Linked DNA regions of Mus musculus: region 1 is linked to region 2. The links are chromatin contacts, found by Hi-C or POLR2A ChIA-PET in ENCODE. All regions are on one chromosome and are shown on one strand. The core of a region is the stretch at or near the end of the contact, and the rest is flanking DNA. Distances in the headings are between cores, read along the strand shown. Region 1 holds the start of Swsap1 (SWIM type zinc finger 7 associated protein 1). Region 2 holds the start of Zfp653 (zinc finger protein 653).

Region 1 (4,289 bases), core at 1,080-3,579, 120 kb after region 2:
CTGGTTGGTCTGGAACTTGCCACGTAGAGCAGGCTGTTCTTAAACACATACGTACAGATCTACCTGCCTCTGTGCTAGGACTAAAGGCCTGTGCCATCACACCTGGCCCACTTTGGGTTTTGGAGACAGGGTCCAGTGTGAGCCAGCATCGCTTCCCACACCTTATGTAGCCAAGGATAGCCTTGCACTTGTGATCTCCCACCTCTCCCTCCCTAAGCTGGCCTGTCCTAAGCAAGCTAAATGTGTGCATACTCTATGTGGAGTGGATCCACTCCGAACTGTACACCCTAAATACATGTGCAAGGTCATGTGGATGACTACGTAAGCCAACACATAGAGGTAACTGGGATACGGGCACCCAAGGAATGTGCAAGAGGAGCCAAGAACAGGAGCATACTCGATAGGCCCCGCCCTCAAGAGATGAGGCTGTAGGATCAGGAGTTCAAGGACAGCCTCAGCTAAGGATCTAGTTTGAGGCTGGCCTGACTTAGAGAGCCTGCCTGGATAAAAAATGCAGCAGATAAAAAGACCTGCACTAGGAAACATGGCTGAATCTCATTGACAACGGTGAGTGGGCAAAGGAAGGCTCTGCTGGCCTTACTTATCTTAAAGGTCTCATTACTAATTTATCATTAGTGTGGAGGGCTGTGTGTTTCCACCCAAATGTGGAGGTCAGAAGACAACTTGCAGGAGTCAGTTCTTTCTACCACGAGGGTCCCGGGAATCAGTCAAATTACCGTGCCTGTTGCCAAGGGATCTTGCCAGCCCTGATGACAATAATGCTAGTTTATAAACAGAAAATCTACATTTTTCAGGTCTTTGAATCTGCACCTGTCTCTGAAGTAAGTATCCCATCCAAGGGAGACCCAGGACCAGGGAGGTTGTCACATCCCAAAGTTAAGGACTGGCTTCCAGCACTTGAATCTTTCTTCTCTGGGCTGAGCTTAGAAGCCTGGGCAAGCCATGGGGTGACCTTCATCTCTCCACAGGGTAAGAAACTCACTGACCACTCTGTCCTAGGGCTCAGTTTGCCCAACTCTAGGCTGGCTCGAAGGCAGCAATGCTGTCCCAAGCCTAGGGCATCTGGCTGCAACCAGCACTGTGCAGGAAAATATCGCTTAAGTAATGGCAGATGTGGGGCATCGGCCTCTGCTTCTTTCTGGGTTTCAAGGGCCACAACAAGCCCACAACTGCCATTGGCTCCAAGACGGTGGCTAAAGAAGGCAGCAGTATCCAGAAGCAATGCAGCCAAGTAGGCGGCTTCCTGGGCACTGGGATCCTCTGCGAGATATTCTTCCAGGCCGTCCAGGAGTAGAAGGGATGGGGTCGGTGCTGGGGCCTCATGGGCAGAGGCCAGCAGCTGGAGAAGCTCTTGAATTGAGGATGGGTACTGGAAACGAACCTTCTAGAAGATAGGAAAAGGCTAGACTTAATATAGGAGGTCAAAACTCCCTATTATGGCTACCTCACTTCTATACTTTCCGGTCTAGGCTCTCATGGTCCATATATAAAGTTCCAGGATGAAGCACCAGCTCAAATACTTCACCCTTGTCACCTGCCCTTCTCCAGCAGTTGTCACTGCTCAAGATTATTTAAGGAAAAAACATTTTTTTTCTTTAATACAGGGCCTCATGTGACCCAGGATGATCGCAAACGCGTTTTGTAGCCAAGGATGGCCTGACACTTCTGAGAACTGAATCCCAGGCATATATTATCAAGTCTGGTTAAAGGGATAGAAAGAACCCAGGGCTTCGCGCATGTTAGGTAAATTCTCTGTTCAGTTAATCCCAGTCCGTATTTTTTTGTTGTTGTTTTTGGTGGTTTGTTTTGGTTTGTCACCCATGCTCACCAATGCCGCCCGACCACAGGACGGTCTTTCACTTCATCTTAACTAAACCCGCACTGTCCCGTCCCACGACCCTACTCCGCCTCTTCCACCCACCACTTCCACAGACGCTTTATGACGATTTAGTTGTGAATCTACGATTCACGCTGCCATTTGCCTATCGAACTGTCACTCAGGCGCGAACTAGCCCGCCATTGGGTAACGCATTGCCAGGTCCAGCCCTCCGTTTACCTGGAGCCGCCAATGCTCTCGCGCTGTGGGTGTACTGAGCGGCAGGCTCTGAAGGGGCCTTCGCGTCACGAAGAGGACGGACCCGCGGCCTTCCCCTGCCGCCTCAAGGGCGGCTGCAAACAGCAGCGACGTCTGCGCAGAGCGCGGAGCGCCGAGCAACAGCAATGGCGGCCCGGCAGCGCCATCCTCTCCTGGCCTTGCCGCGCAGCCGGCATTCAGCACCCGCCTCAGCGCCTCCGCCATTTGCTGAGTGCCGCTGACCAATCAAAAGCGATATCTCATCTTGGGCCCGCCCACACAGAGGCCTCATTGGCTATAGTTCACAGACTAAGTTCGTCGCTGGAGCTGTCAGCCAATGATCAAAACACGGAGCGTGGAGGAAGTGGGTACTTTGAGGGAATTGCTGCAAGAAGCCGTGTGATCGATTAAAAGGAAAGGAAGGTCGAGGGTCCAAACGTGCTCCAAAGAGACGCCCAGGCTCTAGGTCGGAGCTGTAGAGAATGGCTCAGTCGTTACGAGCACTGGCTGCTCCTCCAAAAGACCCGGGTTCAGTTCCCACCATCTACTAGGTGATTCACAGCCATGCACAAGTACAGTGTGAGGGAATCCGACGCCCTCTTCTGGACTCCGCGGACACGTGGCACCCATATATTTATGGCCCCGCGCTTATACACACACTCATGTAAAAATAAATCTAAACATTAAAAAAAGTAGAAGCCGGTCGGTGGTGTCGCGCACCTTTAATTCCAGTACTTGAGTGGCAGAGGCAGGTGAATCTCTTAAGATCAAGGCCAGTCTAGAGAAACCGTCTCAAAAAAAAAAAAAAAAAAAAGTAGGTTCCCTTAGATATATATTGAGGTTTGCAACCAGCCTGAGTTACATGAGCACCTATCTTTAAAAATAATAATAATGATGATGATAACCAGACTTTTAGCTTGCCCACCTGCAAAATGAATATTGTGATTCCATGTGATCATTGTAATGCGTTGGTGTGAACAATTGCTGATGTCACCGAAGCAAAGTTCACAGAGACCTGTTTGCTTGTCTCTGCATAGTTGAATATGGGGAATTTTATTTTTTGGTAGGGTCCCAGACATTTTAGCCTGTGCCACTATGATAAGTTAATACAAGGCTGGGGGTGAAATTCGGGGTTTTGTCCATGCTGAGCAGGCACTCTGCCCTCCATGGGGGGAGGGGTGATTACATTTATTTAGTTGGTGTGAGTGTGTATATACTCCCATTGACACAGAGTGCATGCACTCTGAGGACAACTTCTGGGATGGGATGCAGTTCTTTCTACCCCACCATGTGTGTCCCCTGGATGACAGATTTTTAAAAAAAGATTTATTTATTTATTTTATGTATATGAGTGCTCTGTCTTCATGTACACCTACATGACAGAAGAGATCATCAGATTCCATTGTAGATGGTTGTGAGCCACCATGTGGTTGCTGGGAATTGAACTCAGGACCTCTGGAAGAGCAGTCAGTGTTTTTTAACCGCTGAGCCATCTCGCCAGCCCCTGGATGACAGATCTTCAGGGCTGGTGGCAAGAGTCCTCTAAGCCATCTCACTGGCCCCGATTTCTGGGATTTTTTAAAAATCTTTTTTTGTGTGGGCGTGTGCAGGATTACCTGTGCCACCTAGCGTGTGGAGGTCAGTCCTTACCTTCTAGCTCATTTGCACAGTGTGTCTTGTTCACTGCTGTGTATGTCAGACTGGATGACCGTCACAGCCCCACCACGAGACCGATCCTGTGTCCAGTGTTTAAATGGGTCGACTCTCAGGCTCGTGCCTGTACATCCTGCACTGTACATACTGAGACCTCTCCCAGGTTCCCTGTATGAGGGCCCTTTAAGAGGCCTGTCATCTAACTTTCTTTTTGGCCTGGGACCTTCTTAATGCCTGCTTGTATTAAGAGGAGAGAGAAAATTGTGTGTGTGTAGAAAGAGAGAGAGAGAGAGAGAGAGAGAGAGAGAGAGAGAGAGAGAGAGAAGAGAGAATGAGGGCTTCATTCACAAGAGTCTATGACCACACTGGAAAAGTGCAATTCTTGTCAAGTCACTGAATGAAAGAGGAAGAACTGAGGGAACCAAGGTGAGTGGTGGGTGATCCTGATTTCTCAGCCAGTCTCTTCACCCAAACTTGGCTCGTGAGCTGTCACTCAAGCCTGTTTCCCTGGAAACCTTGTCTCCTAGTAACTTCAAAGTGG
Region 2 (4,324 bases), core at 705-3,204:
TCCTCTGAATTACACAGGGGTATGCATAAATGTTTACCCAAAAAAAAAAAAAAAAAAAAAAAAGGCAAGGCAGGCCGAGCTCTCTGAGTTTAAGGCCAGCTTGGTCTACACAGCAACTTCCAGATTAGCCAGAACTACAGATTCTGTGTTGGGGGTGGGGCTGGCACTGTCCTGAAGGCTCAGCTGAGGGACAGGTTTTGTGTTCTGGCCTCTAATCCTGCCTGCTCTCTTGCCTGAGGTAGAAAGTAGAGGAGATCCCAGAAGAATGGGAGCTGTACTACCCACAGAAGCTGGACCTGGAATATTCAAGGAGTGGTTGGGACGACTATGAGTTTGACGTGGATGAAGGTAAAAGCAGGTCTCAACACAGCACATCTGTGTGGTGGCCATTTGTCCACGCTCCACAGGATGAGGGGTCATATGCCCCCCAGGGTACCTCTCCTTGGCTACTCCCTCTCCCCTTTGTACTATCTTTTAAGGAGCATTCTATACTGACTAGTGATGTGACCAGAATACGCGCAAGCCTCAGGTCAGCAGGGAACAGTCAAGTTATATGTGGGGAGTTGGGAGGAGGCACATGGTAGCCTCCAAGTTAGGGCTCAAACTTAGTCTCTTGATAGTATCTGAGCAGCGGGTGGCATGGCCAAGGGAAATGTAGAACATTTATGTGGCACAGGGAGCTGGCTGTGAACTCATGGAGGTGCTCAGAGTACGTCACAGTGGTGAGACACAAACTCTTCTCCTAACAGTGACAGAAGGCCCTGTCTTCGCCATGTGCATGGCTGGTGCCCATGATCAGGCAACATTGATCAAGTGGATCCAAGGCTTGCAGGAGACCAACCCAACCCTGGCACAGATCCCAGTGGTATTCCGCCTGGCCAGGTCCACGGGGGAGCTCCTGACAACTTCAAGGCTGGAGGGACAGTCCCCTCCCCACAGTCCTCCCAAGGGGCCTGAGGAAGATGATGAGACCATTCAGGCAGAGCAGCAGCAGGGGCAAAGTTGAGTCAGATAGAGCTGGCATGAGGAGAAAAGACTGGGCTGGTATGAAATAATATGGAGAAAATAAAAAAATCAAAACCTCTTCCCTGGCCCTGTGGCTTCCCTTCGTATGTTCTGCATGGGCTCTTTTGGGTTTACCACCTTGGGACCCTTTTTTAAACTTGTCTTTTCAAAAATTCCATTTATAGATGGGCGTGGTGGCACACGCCTTTAATCCCAGCACTCGGGAGGCAGGCAGACAGATTTCTGAGTTCGAGGCCAGCCTGGTCTACAGAGTGAGTTCCAGGACAGCCAGGGCTACACAGAGAAACCTTGTCTCGAAAAACCAAAAAAAAAAAAAAAAATCCATTTATATATTTATGGTATGGGAGGGATGTGTGGAGGTCAGAAGACCATTTGCTGGAGTCTGTTCCGATATATGACCCTGTGAATCTCGGAAATGTAACTCAGATTGTCAAGTATGCCAGCCATCACCTTACCTGCAGAGCCGACTTGTTGGCCTTTAAAAACATCTTTTAAATGTATTTACCTTTATTTTATGTGCATTGGTGTTCTGCATGTATATATGTTTATGTGAGAATGGTAGATCTTGGAATTACAGACAGTTCTAGCTGCCATGTAGGTGCTGAATTTGAGCGCAGGTCCTCTGGAAAAGCAGTGAGTGCCCTTAACCAGTGAGCCATTTCTCCAGCCCTTTTGAAAAAATCTTTAATCACATTGCCGAAGAATTCAATAGAGAGGCAAGGATTACCTGAGTTTCAGTACCCAGTGCCTCTACCTCCCAAATAACTGACTTGTCAACAGAACGCACTTCCATGGCCTGGGCCGGACGGACTACGCGCATGCGCAGCTATGGCTAGTTGTCCCCGTTTGGCGCCGCGGGCAGAGAAGACCCTGTGAGAAATCTCCCGGCGGCGCAGACTAGGCGCGCCACTTCCGGTCGAGGCTCCTAACAACGGGGGAGGCCGGTAACCAGGGAGGGGGGGATGGCGGAGCGGGCTCCAGAGCCCGGGGCGGAGGCGGAGGCGGGCGCAGGCGGGGAGGCGGCGGCAGAGGAAGGCGCGGCAGGCAGAAAGGCGCGGGGCCGGCCGCGGCTCACCGAGTCGGACCGGGCCCGGAGGCGGCTCGAGTCCCGGAAGAAGTACGACGTGCGGCGCGTGTACCTGGGCGAGGCGCACGGCCCCTGGGTGGACCTGAGACGCCGCAGCGGCTGGAGCGACGCCAAACTTGCCGCCTACCTCATTTCGCTGGAGCGTGGCCAGCGTAGCGGTCGCCACGGGTAAGGGGGCGCGGGGCCGGGAGAGGGAGGGAGGGAGAGAAGAAGCCGGGGGAGGGACGAAAAGGGCAGCGGCCCCGCCCCCGGAGCGTGAAGCCCCACCCCCGGGCCGCCTGGCGGCCCTCGGTCTCGGGCTTAGGCAACCCAGACCCCTCACGCGCCTCCTCGCGGCTCCGCCTCCGACCCATTGACTACCCAATGCAAGCCTGTGCCCCACCCCTCTGCCCGCCTTCGGAAGCTCCGACTGGCCCGTCTGAAGAGTCGACCCGCCTCCACTGGCCTGGCCTGGGGCTGGCTCTCAGGTGTAAACCTCCAAAGGTGCTGGGCACTCTGATTTTCTGCGTATGAGTGCCTTGCCTTCGTGGATATATGTGTACCACGTGCATGAACTACCTGCAGAGGTCAGAAAAGGGTGTCGGATCCCCAGAAACCACCATTGTGAACCACCATGTAGGTTGTGGGAACCAAACCCGGATCCTCAACAAGAAAGCAGCCTTAACCCAGCCACCTGTTTCAACAACCTTGTCAGGGTTACTTGTGTGCATCCTGAGTGCTGGGACTAAAGGCATGTGCCAGGCTTGGTGTGAGGGCACTTTTATTCTTGTGTATGTGTGCGTGTGTGGTGTATGTAGGCCCACATAAGGAGGTGGGAAGACAGCTTTGCAGAGCTAGTCCTCTTCTACCACGTGCCCTCTAGGGATCAGACTAAGACCATGAATGGTTCACCACGCTGTAGTTGTCAGACCTATTGGTAAACTGTCATGTGCAGCTTGCCACACTGAGAAGCAGGCTCTGAAAGTGTAGATGGCCTCTCCTGTTTGAGACTCAAGCATGTCTCTCTCAGTGTCCTCCAGGAAGAGACAAGGACAGCAGAAGTGCCCAAGAGTAAAAACCCCATGCCCTTAAGAACAGCTAGAAGGTGGAGCATTTCCAATAGAGGTTACTCCTGCTGTCTCACAGTGCAGGTGTCCACAGTGGGAAGACAAGCTGGATGCTAAGCCATGGAGGGAAAGCTCACCCTGGGACTCCAGCTGTTGCCCCAGCTTCCCCAGCCAGTAGCTGCATGGTGTGAACACTGGATTGGATATTATCTGTCTGGTTTGCACAGACAGTTCCAGCCAGCCAGGGCTGCATAACGATACTCTATCTCAAATAAAATACAAAATGAAAATAGAGAGCATAGAAAGGGTTTGGCCCATAGTAAGGGTTCAGGTGTAGCGTGTTCTGCTCTTGTCTGCACTCATCTGTATGAATGATTCTTTAAGAGTTGATTCTAGGCCCTGAAGAGGTTGGATCAGTAGTTAAGAGCATTTGTTGCTCTTTCAGAGGGCCTGGGTTTGGTTCCAGTCACCAGCATTGTGGTTCACAACCATCTGTAACTCCAGTTCCAAGGGATTCCATGCCCTCTTCTGACCTCCAAGGGCATCAGGCAGGTGCAGAGACATGAATGCAAGTAAAAACTTATGCACATGAAATAGTAAAATCATTTTTAAGAAGTTATCCAGGCATAGTGGCACATGCCTGTAATTCCAGCATTTTGGAGGCAGATGCAACTAGAGCTTTTTGAGTTTGAGCCCAGCTGGGTCTATATGTTGAGTTCCAGGATAGCCAGGGCTACACAGAGAGACAGAGGTCTCAAAACAAAAACAAAAAACAAAAATACATTGATTCTTAGGGGCAATAACCAGCTAGGAGCAAGGGGTATAACTCAGTGGTGGAGTGTCTCATGTGTGAGAAGCTCTGGGCGCACGCTCTCACACACACACACACACACACACACACACACAACCCTACTAGTTGGGCATATGGCTCCATCAGTAGCTTGCCCATCCTTCATGAAGCTCTAGATTCTTTGCATATTTGTAATCCCAGCACTTCAGAGGAAAGTGTTTGACACATGGTAGTGGAAGGACGCTCCTCCCTCAGGTTATCCTCTGCCCTCCATACACAAGCACTATGGCACATTCCTTACCCTGTAAATAAATGAGTTAACACGTTCTTTTTAAACCAGGAAACCTGGACACAGAAGCATGAGTGGTAAGGGTA

What was found. Hi-C counts contacts between places; a loop is a spot of excess contacts on that map. ChIA-PET counts read pairs that join two places held with the same protein, here RNA polymerase II (POLR2A).
Region 1: a map of gastrocnemius shows a loop between it and region 2 (2.2-fold over the local background). The contact joins the promoter of Swsap1 here to the promoter of Zfp653 in region 2. A Hi-C loop is called at or near these places in 1 of 37 maps with a recorded cell type or tissue (gastrocnemius). POLR2A ChIA-PET finds 5 or more read pairs at or near these places in 2 of 5 experiments (Patski and embryonic stem cell).

Annotation. Positions count from the first base shown.
Region 1 is chr9:21,953,793-21,958,081 of GRCm38, reverse strand. Swsap1 (SWIM type zinc finger 7 associated protein 1) reads right to left here and starts at 2,329. Exons shown (of 2, transcript NM_025870.1): 1 at 2,078-2,329; 2 at 1-1,405. The coding sequence starts at 2,320. The coding sequence ends at 812. It overlaps Gm45914 (predicted gene, 45914), which reads left to right and starts at 2,076. Exons shown (of 1, transcript NR_132099.1): 1 at 2,076-2,798.
Region 2 is chr9:22,069,006-22,073,329 of GRCm38, reverse strand. Zfp653 (zinc finger protein 653) reads left to right here and starts at 1,954. Exons shown (of 9, transcript NM_177318.3): 1 at 1,954-2,281. The coding sequence starts at 1,989. Ecsit (ECSIT signalling integrator) reads left to right here. Exons shown (of 9, transcript NM_001253897.1): 8 at 243-348; 9 at 750-1,084. The coding sequence ends at 1,006. Gm16845 (predicted gene, 16845) reads right to left here and starts at 2,328. Exons shown (of 3, transcript NR_040407.1): 1 at 2,166-2,328.